Regions from separate parts of the Mus musculus genome. Here region 2 is linked to region 1. A link is a contact called in ENCODE Hi-C or POLR2A ChIA-PET data. All regions are on one chromosome and are shown on one strand. The core of a region is the stretch at or near the end of the contact, and the rest is flanking DNA. Distances in the headings are between cores, read along the strand shown. Region 1 holds the start of Dnajb1 (DnaJ heat shock protein family (Hsp40) member B1). Region 2 holds the start of Gipc1 (GIPC PDZ domain containing family, member 1).

Evidence for each region. A loop is a pair of places that touch in the nucleus more often than their neighbours do. ChIA-PET counts read pairs that join two places held with the same protein, here RNA polymerase II (POLR2A).
Region 2: a loop to region 1 is called in a map of left cerebral cortex, with 6 times the contacts of the local background. The contact joins the promoter of Gipc1 here to the promoter of Dnajb1 in region 1. A Hi-C loop is called at or near these places in 6 of 37 maps with a recorded cell type or tissue (T-helper 17 cell, adrenal gland, heart and 1 more). POLR2A ChIA-PET finds 5 or more read pairs at or near these places in 4 of 5 experiments (Patski and embryonic stem cell).

What each region holds. Positions count from the first base shown.
Region 1 is chr8:83,604,806-83,610,777 of GRCm38, reverse strand. It overlaps Dnajb1 (DnaJ heat shock protein family (Hsp40) member B1), which reads right to left and starts at 2,603. Exons shown (of 3, transcript NM_018808.3): 1 at 2,236-2,603; 2 at 384-964; 3 at 1-189. The coding sequence starts at 2,446. It overlaps Gm42029 (a long non-coding RNA gene), which reads left to right and starts at 2,928. Exons shown (of 3, transcript XR_878996.2): 1 at 2,928-3,008.
Region 2 is chr8:83,649,247-83,655,218 of GRCm38, reverse strand. It overlaps Gipc1 (GIPC PDZ domain containing family, member 1), which reads right to left and starts at 2,541. Exons shown (of 7, transcript NM_018771.3): 1 at 2,482-2,541.

The DNA.
Region 1 (5,972 bases), core at 1,354-3,853:
GGGAATCCTTTCCGGGAAGATCACTTCAAACTCGATAACAAGGTCTCCACGTTTCTCAGGTGTTTTGGGGAGAGGGAGGCCTTCTCCAGGGACTTTCCGCCGCATACCAGGCCTGATGACATCTTTGAATACAACAGGGATGGTCCTGCCGTCCAGAGTAGGGACATTCACAGTGCAACCACAGAGAGCCTAGGGAAGCAAAAGGACAGTGTCAGGCAGTGGCTGGCTTAGGAGCTTCACTCCTCCAGACCGTCCGGAGAAGGGTCAGGTCTACCAGACCAGGCCCGCTGACACCCCACTCCAAAGCCCCCCCAACCCCACAACCCATTATTCTCACAGCAGCCATCTCTTTTTATGACTCCTCCACCCACCTAGCACCTTACCTCCCGAAGGCTAATCCTGGCTGGATAGATGACATCAGAACCATCTCTCTTGAAGATATTGTGTGGCTTGTCCTTTAAAACAAAGACGATGTCTGCTGGAATGTTGTTCGAGGTCTGGTCCCCTTCCTTGGGAAAGGTGATTTTGGTCCCTTCTTTCCAGCCCCTCTTCACTTCGATGGTCAGGATCTTATCTTCATTTCGAATGCTCTTTCCATCAGGGTTCAGCCGCTTGTGGGAGATTTTCATCTTCTTGGTACAGCCGCTGTAGATCTCTTCAAGGGAGACCCGAAGGTCATGGGTGACTGGAGGATCTTGCTTCTTCCGGGTGGGCTCTTGAGAAGGGCGGGAACGTCCAAAGTTCATGTTGGTGAAGCCACCCATACCCATTGGAAAGCTAGAGAATGTGTCATCAATGTCCATGCCTTCTTCCCCGTTGCGCTGCCCAAAAAAGGTATCAAAGGGGTTTCTGCCACCGAAGAACTCAGCAAACATGGCATGGGGGTCTCCGTGGAATGTGTAGCTGAAAGAGGTACCATTAGCACCACCACTGCTTCCTCCACTGGGGCTACCACCCTTCAGGCCTGGAAACCAAAACCACAAGTCAGGGTTACTGCTGGAGAGTCAGCCCCACCTCCCTCCACCCCCAACACTTCAACACACTTATAAAACATAAAACCCCTGAAACAAAGAGCTCAGAACCCCAGCACTCTCAAGACAAGTGCAGACTGATCTCTGCAAGTTCCAGACAAGCCAGAGCTCCACCATGAGGTGCTGGAGAAATGGCTCAGAGCACTGGCTCATCTGGCAGAAGAACCAAGTTCAATTTCCAACACCTACATAGCAGCAGACCATGGTCTAACTCTAGTTCCGGGACCTTTAATGCCCTCTTCTCTAGAAGCATGTGAATGGTATACACATATACACGGAGGCACACGCTCAAATAAATTGAAAAACAAAGTTCCAGCAACAGTGAGGTCCTGTCTCAAATAAATGGTCACATTTTGTTCCTTTTGCATGTATTACTGTCAATGCCACGTAACACACAAACTTTCGTCCAGAGTAGCCTCAAGGCAATCCTCCTGACTCAAATACCCCAGAGGGGGGATTGTCACAACATCCGGTTCCTTTGGAAACAGGAGCTTATTACCCTGTAGCTCTGATTTGAAGCAAATTCACAGCGTTCCTAATTCGGTTTCCCATGTGGAGGTGTGAGCCCCCGCACTCTGCTCAACAAGTTTTGCTCTTAGTAAAAAGGCCACAGGAACTATAGCGGGAGGGATTTTATGTATATATTAAAAAGCTTGTTAGTCAAGGACGAATCTCAAGTCTTTTAACTCCCAATGGCAATAGGAGCAAGAAACACACTACTCCGTTTTACTTCCTGACAACATATTCGGTAGTAAGGCCTCTAGATCTCGGTGCGACCAGGTTTACGTGACTGCTCCATCCTCCCAGCTATGCTGTTACCATCTTACAGAGAAGCTCCTACGCACTGTTACCAAAAAGGCTCAACCCTGGGTGAGCGAACACTGAGCTTGCGGCTAGGAAAGAGAATCAATACTCGGGCAATTTTCATTCCCATCGCGACCGCCGCCCTCCATCTGCACCATTCCGGCGCTGTGCAGGCGACCGACCGGGAGGGGCTGCGGCAGACGTGCTAGAAGCTTCTGTGCCAGCGGCGCGCCCAGAGCTCCTCCTCCTGTCTGAGGCCGCGGATCAGAGGGTGAAGGAGGCGGCGCCGCCGCTAGATCCCCGGAATGCCTGTCCCCGGCCGAGGTCTTGGAGAGGCTCCGAGTGCCTCGGTTTCCCCGCCTGTCAAACGGCGGGTCACCCCGGCCGCGCGCACACGTACCTTCCTCTCCATAGCGGTCGAAAATCTCGCGCTTGCGCGGGTCGCTGAGCACGTCGTAGGCCTCGGCGATCTCCTTGAACTTCTCCTCAGCGCCGGGCTCCTTGTTCTTGTCCGGGTGGTAGCGCAGCGCCTGGCGGCGGTAGGCTCGCTTGATCTCGTCGTCGGACGCGCCGCGGGCCAGGCCCAGCGTCTGATAGTAGTCCTTGCCCATGGCCACCGCCGCCCAGCTGTCGCCGCCTCCGGCTCCGCTGCTGCCCCGTCCCGGACTCTATATACCCGTCCGGCGGAAGCTTCCAGATCCCGCCAGCCCTCCAGAACCTTCCGCCCCTCCCGATGCGCCGCACGACACCGGCCAATCGCTGCGGCCCGCTCCGTGACGCAGCACATCCGGGGTGGGACCCGGCTGCCAACGGCTTTCCGCGCGGGGCCACGCCCCTTCCCTCTCTACTCTGGTCAACGCCTTCCTCGGGCGCGCGCGCCGGCTGCTGGGGTTCCGCCTCCGTAGCGGATCCAGCCAATCGCAACCCTCTCTCTCTCTGCGGACAGGTGGAGGCGCGAAGAGGGGCGGGGCTACAGAGACGGGCCTCTCCGAAAGGCCGCACCCTTTCCCCCAGGTTATCGCCGGCTGGGAGGTTCTGCTGCGTGACTTGTGGTAGCTACCTGACAAGTACCTCTAAGCTTTCCTGCTCTAACCCAGGGATAAAAATAGGCACCCCGCCCTCTTCTGCCCGTAGCCCTTGGTTTTTCCCGTAAGGCCGTTACTGTAAAGCGAGGTGAGACTGGTCTGCCTTGGGCTTGCTGCAGTCGGGCTGCCTCTCCGGTTTATCTTACTTCCTACTAATTCCTACTGGGTTTAGCTCGCCTCTTGGCGTTCTGATACTTGTCACTTCCTTTGCCGTCTGAGTTTACCACCAGGGCTGCGTGATTTTTTTAAAGATCCACTGGGTGCTTCGTAAATATTTCCAAATACTTTGATATAGTATAGCTTTTTGCTTTTGGTTTTGTAAGTCTGGGATGATGGCGGTCAAGGACGGAGCTGAGTGAGGAAGAGGAGAGAGCTTCAGATATTGGAAGGCATAGAGAAGCTGGAATAGTCATTGGTGGTTCTTGCAGGGAATGGGACTGCCTGAAAGTGCATGAAAGACTGACTCTCATCCTAGCACTTTCTGGCTGTGTGACCTTGGGTTGGTAGAGTAGCTTTTCTGGTCTCAGTGTGGTCATCTGTACAAAGGGAATGGTCGTGGAATATGGTGAAGTTGACATTATTCTGCATTTGTTAAAGACAAGGGACAAAGGGTGTTCTTGAAAGAGATGATTAATCATCTTGTTTAGTGGACAACTGTTGACATTCCCTTTCTGGAAGCTCTGTAGGAGGAGAGTCAGATAACCCTTGCCCTAGGCACCCCTGAGAAAAATGACTTTAGCCTTCCGTTAATGGTATAGCTGTGTGTGGTGTATGTGTTTTGATTTTCCTAACTGTACTGACCCCATGAAAACCGAACCAGTTGAGCCCTGCCCCCCGCCTCCCCATGGATTTGGAGCTAGGGAACACTTGTAGAGAAAGTGTCTTTAAAGGTACAGAGACAGAGATAGTGAGCTGGCAGTGGTGGTGCATGCCTTTAATCCCAGCACTTGGGAGGCAGAGACAGGCGGATTTCTGAGTTCGAGGCCAGCCTGGTCTACAAAGTGAGTTCCAGGATAGCCAGGGCTATACAGAGAAACCCTGTCTCGAAAAAAAACAAAAACAAACAAACAAACAAAAAGATACAGAGATAGCGACAGCCTGGGCACAGTGGCATATTCCTGTAGTCTAGTGCAGGGATGCTGCTGCACGAGGACTCCCTGTGAGGCCAGCCTGCCTTCAAAATAGGTGACTAGAAATCAAAGTACATACTGAACAGAAGAGCTGTCCCAGAGGCAAGGAAAGCACAGGACATGGGAGTGCTTCACATTTACGGGGTGATTTTAACGGAGAAGTGCAGGTGTGCCTCTGGCTGGGCCTATCTGGGCTTTACTAAGGTTTCTTGCCATGGGGGGGGGGGCGGGGGGCGGGTGCTGGCTTGTCCACTACGTTATGCAAGGGAAATCTTTCTGTTTGGGGATAATCTCACAACTGGAAATGCCAGCTTTCTACGTAAGGCTGAGGCTGATTCATGATGGGGTATTTTAATTATCACTGTTATTATTATTATTATTATCATTATTTTAGGCACATTCTCATTCTTTAACCCACAGTGGTCTTGGGTTCATTATGTAGCCCAAGCTGGCTTTGAACTCCAGATTCTCCTGCCTCAGTCTCCTTAGTGTTGAGCTGACGAGTACCTGCCACCATGCTTATCAGAAAGTATCAGTTGTTCAAAAGCAAACAGGTAGTGTCGTGTGCCTTTAATCCCAGCACTCTGTAGTCAGAGACAGGTGGATCTATGAGTTCAAGGCCAGCCTGGTCTACAGAATTTCAGGGCATCTAGGGCTATACAGAGAAACCCTGTCTTTAAACAAACAACAACAAAAACCAAGCAAGTGCTTCTCAGTGACGCAGGGTGTGGGTCACATAGGCAAGGATCCTGGGTTCCATGTCTGACAGCAAACAACAGACACCAAAATAAAGCCAAAGACTCTATGATACCCCCCCCCCACCACCACCATGGGGAAGCTCATTGGATGCTGGGCTCTGAGCCTGGAGAAGCTGTTACATTTAGCAGTTATGCATGGGCTTGTTCAATTACACAGGAAGTTATTTTGTATATGGGGCTAGGTTAACATCTTCTATCATTAGGCATTAAGTACAGGAGGTCCCCTCAAAGATGTGAGTGGGCTGGCCCAAAGCAAATGCCAAATAGTCTTGAATGCCAGAATTAGCCATGCCAGTTGTTCATAACTGAAATCCCAGAACTTGGGAGTCCGAGGCAAGAGAGTTGCTGGGAGCTTGAGGCCTGCCTGGGCTGCACATTCAAGGCCAGCCCACGTAAAATTTGAGACCCTGTCTCTAAATATAAAAGTAGGGCCAAGGAGAGGTCTCTGTATGGAAAGCACCCAAGTTTGATTACCAGAATCTACAGAAACAAAATGGAAAAACAAAGCCAGGCATGGCGACAGGCACCTGGAATTCCAGCCCTGGGTAGGCTGACCAGACAGCCAGCTGTTGGGGGATGGTTTGTGCACTGTGTATTCAGATGTTGATTTTATGCCCAGACAGTGTGTTGCAGTTCCTATGATGATAGGTCACCATGAGAACACACTTGGAGCAGAGGTAGCCAGGGCAAGACTCAGGGTGGGAAATAGGCGGCCTAGAGGGGTAGAACAGCTCAGAACCTGCCCAGCTTAGTGCTTGCAACTTGTTAATAAAAATACCAGGTCTCTGTGTCCTTTACTCAGGAGCTAAAACCGTAGAGTGGGCGTAGAAACAGTTACTTGGCAGCAGAAGGGGTGAAGAACCCTTCCCCAAATACTATAACATCCAGCTTAGTCTAATTAGTGTGCCCAGTGGGAGACTGTCTCAAAAATCAAGCTGGAGGCAGGCGTGTTGGCACAAGCCTTTAATCCAGATGGATCTCTGAGTTCAAGTCCTGCCTGGTCGACAAGTTCAGCTGCCCAGGTAAGGCAGAGTCAAATAGCCCATGATGGATTGGCACCCATGGCCTGGCCCCCGTTGTGCTGGCTCTACTGCTGAGCCACACCCCAGGCTCCCATTAACTTACCTAATTGTAACAATTGCCTTCAGACACTCCCATTTTACA
Region 2 (5,972 bases), core at 1,292-3,791, 45 kb before region 1:
TGGTGGCCTGGATGCAAGCCCCACCCTTGCCACTTAACAGTGGCACAGACAAAGCCAAGCTGCTTAACTTCATGAGGCCCCAGTTTCCGCATCTGAAAATCTGGCAGAAGTCACATTTCTCGGGGTAACTTCTGGGATGTGGAAGTGCTCATCAGTTCAGGAAATGTTATTATTTGCAAGGGAAACTAGTACCTTTTATCTGCAAGGAGGGTGGGTACTCTACTGATGAGCCATGCCCCCTCCTCCACGCCTCACTGACTGATTTTAGGCAGGGGCTGTACCGCTGAGCCACGCCTCCAGAACCTTACATCCTCCCTTCCCTGGCCCAAGAGCACCCCAGTTCCTACGCCTGGCCCAAGAGCACCCCAGTTCCTACGCCTGGCAAGGCCTTTTCCAGAATTCTCCAGGCAGCTGGCTTGCCTCAGCCCACTGAAGAGTTTCCCATGGTCTACAGGACTTAGGCCTATGAACTTATATGCTACCCTGACAACATAGCTCATCTTCCAAGCTCTCGGCAGTTATTGATCTTTATGTCTCTAGTTTCTAAGTTTGTTTTTTTGTTTTTTTATGCGAATGAGACTGCATGTCTGTCTGTCTGAACCACTTGTGAGCCTGGACCACGTGGGTGCTGGGCATCAAACTCCCAGTATGTGTTCTCCAGCACCTGCGTCTCTATTTCAGAATGTAAACCAGATGGTAACATTCATATTATGTATTTGACCTGACAAAGGGATCCCACAGTATAGGGGAAAACAAGAAAGAAAGAAAGAAAGAAAGAAAGAAAGAAAGAAAGAAAGAAAGAAAGAAAGAAAGAAAGAAAGGAGGGAGGGAGGGAGGGAGGGAGGGAGGGAGGGAGGGAGGGAGGGAGGGAGGGAGGGAGGGAGGGAGGGAGGGAGGGAAGATAGATAGATAGATAGATATGTCCTGTGTACCAGGCATAGCAAACTCCCGTGAATCACATCTCTAGCTTTATTACTTGTGTCGCTATTGGACGCTTTGCTCTGCCCAGGTTTTGTGTGTGTGTGTGTGTGTGTGTTTTCCAGGACCCTGGTGCCCAGTGATGCTGAGACCACGCAGCACTTCTTACAAGGATCTACAATGGCTGCCTGTTACCTGGTTGTCTGTTCCCTACCAGACTGCAGGAAATTCTGTCCCGTGTTTGGAGTCCTCTAAGCAAAATATGCTGTCAGGCACAGTGGCTGCTCAGTATCTGTAGGTGATGGGTGTGTAGTTCAGGCGTAGGGCACCTGCCTAGCGTGTGAAACCTCGGTCGGGTTCCACAAGGGCTGAATTGTAGAATGAATGTCTTACATCCCCGACTGCCTGTGGTTCAAACCCCCACAACATGACTGCTAGAGAGCTAAGTGTGTGCGTCTCTCCAGTCTGTCTGCAAGGAGCTGAAGGGAAGTGGGTTGGATGGATTTCCGGAGTCCAGCACTCTCATCCCAAAAAGGGCCTGAAACTCTGCAACCCCCGCAGTCACAGAAAAGCCAAGTGGGGGGAGCAGGAAACGGGTTGTTCCAGGGGCTCAGATAACGCCTGGCTTAGGGGACACCACACCTGCCCCGGTCGTCCCTCCCTCCTAACCCCGGGCACAGCATTGCTTCGGGGAGGAAGGCAGGAGCTTCTGATTCATTCTTGAAAAACCGGATCCTGAAGGTTTCATCTCTCCAGTGTTTCCGGGGCGGGGGCTGAGGGGCGTGAATGCACAGCTTGACCGGTCTTGGCCGCCTGTAGCCCCCGCGCTCCCCAGACACCAAGTCTCTATACTTCCAGTCATCCCTTTAACAGTGGAGAGTGGACAGGGTAGGTGGAAAGGAAATGGGGTTAAACGACCCATGGTATTTGGGCCTTGCCTCTCCAGCTCAGAGAAGGGACACGAGGGCAACCTGGAAGCTGTCTAGTGACCCGTGGGCGAGGAGAGGAAAGCAAAACCCAGCAGGTGCGGCTCCGAAGTGAATATGGGGGTGGCGGTGGGCGTGAGTCTAGGGGCTGATCTCTGGGACTAGTTTCTGGACTCAAAGGATACGGGTCCCTAAGCCCCATGGGTCATTTACTAGCTGTGTGACCTTGAGTAAGTTACTCCACCTCTCTGGCACTAGTGCCTCACTTCTAAAACAAGTTAATAACCCCTCCCAGGAGGGTGTTTTGATTCAACTGAGCTGTGCAGCATAAGCGCCGGACGAGGAAACACCGATCCGGGCTTGCGAGGGGGAGTCATTAAACTAGTGCTGCGGTTGTTACTGTTATCCCGACCTGGGTCTCGGTGTTCCCCCCAGCCAGCTTTGGGAAGAGGCCTGGGAAGGGTCGGGAACACTGACCCACCACCAACAGGGAGCGTCCTGGGAGCAGAGAGCAGAGGCGGACGGGAGGCCCGGCCAGCGGGGAGGGGTCCGTGTTTGGGGTCCCGACGCGGCCAGCTCCACCCCACCGCCACGGCTCCACGCCCTGGAGGCCGCCCCCCGGGCGGGGGACACTCACCTGCGCCGCCGCCACCGCGCGCGCCCTGCTCGGTCCTCTCGAAACTCCGCCCGGCTTCTCCCTGGGCCTCCGGGACTTGGGCGGGGCCGGCGTCCCGGGCGGACTAATCAGCGACGGCCGTGTGCACTCGCGACCAATGGGCGCCTCCCGTCGGAACGCTCCAGAGGGATCCCTCCGCCGCGCCTCGGGCTCCCCCCATTGTGCGAGCAGTGGTCCAACCTTACTCGCTCTAAATAGGGAAGGGCTGAACCATTGTGAGGCTGCAAGGGTTGGGAGACGGCGGGGGAGCTGGCAGCGAGAGTCAGATGACCGGGTTTGGAGGACTGAGTTCTGTATCCAGGAAAGCGCGGTTTTTGAGAGGTCAGCGAGAGGCTGGAGGGCAGCCCCAAGCCCCTCTTCCCTCCCAGAAAGATGCTTTGATTCCAGAGGGTGGACCACAGTGAATAGGGAGGGTCCCGCGTGTCTCCGCTTCTTCCACTCTACACAATAGACAAAGGCGATCGCGCATTCATTCAGTCTTTCAATATTTAAGTGCCCCTGCCTGGTACCAGGCTCGGTCCTGTCTCTATAGACACAAGGATGGAGTATACACAATGTTAGATACAGGGTGTGCAAAGGCTCCGAAGCTGCACAGAGAGCTGCAGAGCACTTCGCAAGCAAAATTGTGTAAGACTCTATGGAACGTATCAGAACAGTAGAACACTCGACTTGTCAATTGAGCACCTACTGTACGGAATCGAAGCTAGTGACCAACCAGTCCAGGCTTCTACCCTCAGGGACAATGGACTCTTTCTCCCCCTTCTCCTTCGTTCTTCTAGGTGCTCTAAGGTTGAACGTAGGCCCAGTTCCTCCTCCTCTTGGAGGATCAGCTATTGGGTCAAGTGCTCAAGGTTGAGGCACTGTTACTGGTGGATGCTAGGCTGACAATCTACCTTCAAGTCACTTCTCCTGCTTCCCTTTTATGAGTTTATCTCCATCTAACTCTGAGTTTACTGTGCGTACACTTTGTCATCCACTTTCTTACCTTTTTTTTAAAAAAAGATTTATATTATATTTATTATTATATCTAAGCGCACTGTTGCTGTCTTCAGAAGAGGGCATCAGATGTCATTACAGACGGTTGTGAGCCACCATGTGGTTGCTGGGATTTGAACTCAGAACCTTCAGAAAAGCAGTCAGTGCTCTTAACTGCTGAGCCATCTCTCCAGCCCCCACTTTCTTACCTTTTAACCCCCCACACACACACATACACACGCAGAGAGTGAGGAAGAGAGAAGGGAGGGAGAAAGAGGGAGGAACAGAGAGAGAGGGAGGGAGGAGAGAGAGAGAGAGAGAGAGAGGAGAGACTGGAAATTACTTGAATCTTTGAAACCTCAAAGCCAGTGACATACTTTCTCCAACAAGGACACACCTCCTTAAGCCTTCCAAAACAGTTCCATCAACTGAAGACCTTTTTTTTTAAATACTGTTTCTTCTTTCCTTCCTTTTCTTCTTCCTCCTCCTCCTCCTCCTTTGTTGAGATAGGGTTTCTCTCTGTAACAGCTTTGGCTTTTCTAGAACTCACTCTATAGATCAGGCTGGCCTCCAACTCACAGAGATCCACCTACCTTTGCCTCCAGAGTACTAGGACTAAAGGTATGCATCATCACACCCAGCAGTGAGGAACCAAATATTAAAGTATATGAAACTATGGGGGTCATCATCATTCAGAGCACCACATCCCATTCTCTGCCCTCCTTAGGCTTGTAGCCATATCATAATGAAAATGCATCCAGTCCAATTCAAAAGTCCCCATAGTCTACCACAGTCTTGACACGGTGTAAAAGTCTAAAGTCTCTTTTGAGACTCAAGGCATTCTCTTAACTGTAACCCTCTGTAGAATCAAAGAACAACTTCTGTACTATTTCTAAAGGGAGGAAAGGGGCATTATGGGAAATACTAGACCTAAGCAAGACCCAAACCCAACAGAACAAGCTCCCAATCCTGTCGTTCCATGTCTGAAGTCAGAGGGCTTAAACGGTTCTGTCCTCCCAGTGTTGCTACAGGCAACAGTGCTTCTCTTTTAACTTTGATTCTTCTTTTATACATTACACCCCAACACAGTTTCCTCTGTCTCCACTCCTCCCAATTCCTCCCCACCACCTCCCCTCTCCCACAGATCCACTCCTCCTTTGTTTCCTTATTAAAAACAGGAGGTGTGGCGGGCCTCCCAGGGACATCCACTGAACATGGCCTAAGAAGATACAGCAAGAGTGGTATATACCCTTATATACGGCTGAACGTGGCAACCCAGTGGGAGGAAGAGTCCCAAGTGCAGGCGAAAGCGTCAGACACAGCCCCACTCCCACTGCTGGAAGTCCTACAAGAACACCAAGCTACACAGCCGCAGGCATATGCAGAAGACCTAGCTCAGACACATACAGGGTCCATGTTTGTCACTTCAGTTTCCATGAACCCTGCATAGTTGATTCTGTGGGCCGTGTTCTCATGGTATCCTTGACCTCTCTGGCTCCTACAATCCTCCTTTCCCCTTTTCTTTGGGGTCCCCCTGGGTCCACCAAGTACAACAGTGATTCTAAACCCAGTAAGCTGACACCACTATGCTGCCAATATGACACCAAACTACAGCACGTTAAGGAGTAACATTCCACCCGCGGCCCCCAGACCCCCTCATCTCACATTGTAAAACTCAATTTAGTCCATCGCTAAAAGACCCTTAGCCTTCAAAGTCCCAACTCTGGTCAAAAGTCCAAAGTGTCTTCTCTGACTGAAGGCAGTTTCCGGTGTGGGTTGGATGTGTTGTGAGAGTTTCCCTTCACGGCTTTGGCTCCCTGCTGATCGAGTACATACACCCACCCCAGAGCTATCTTTGGATCTGAGAAAGAAACACACACACACACACACACACACACACACACACACACACACACACACACACACACACACAAGCTTATTTTTACATGCCTTGGCTACTTCAAAGGCTGGGTACTCCTAAACCTCCCCCTTCTACTCCAGGCCCAATCAGGGAAGTGGTCAGTGGTCGCTTACCCGGTTGTTTGGCTTTATCTTCTGCCGCTCCTGCGTCCCATCCTTCTCGGAGTCATGGTGATACTGCACCATTCCTCTCTGCATCCTCAGTGTCCCGCCCTGTGCCCAGCCATTGGCCGTTGGCATCTTTATTAATCAATCAAAAACCAATTGGGGACAGGAACCTTCAGAGTCTGGACACTCAGATTCCTGATCGAATCAAAGCCATAGCACCAATCTCCAACAGAATGTGAACTGTTCTCCTTAGGCGTGTATGGTTGAATATTTGGTCCCAGCCTGGCAGTGCTGTGTGGGAAGGTTGTGGAAGCTTTAGGAGGTGTGGCCTTGCTGGAAGAAGCGTGTCACTGAGAGGAGGTTTGAGGATTTGTAGCCTGTTTCCACTTGTATGTAACTCTGTTTGTGCTATCAGACTGCTGTGCACCACTGGGCTGCTGGTTATACTC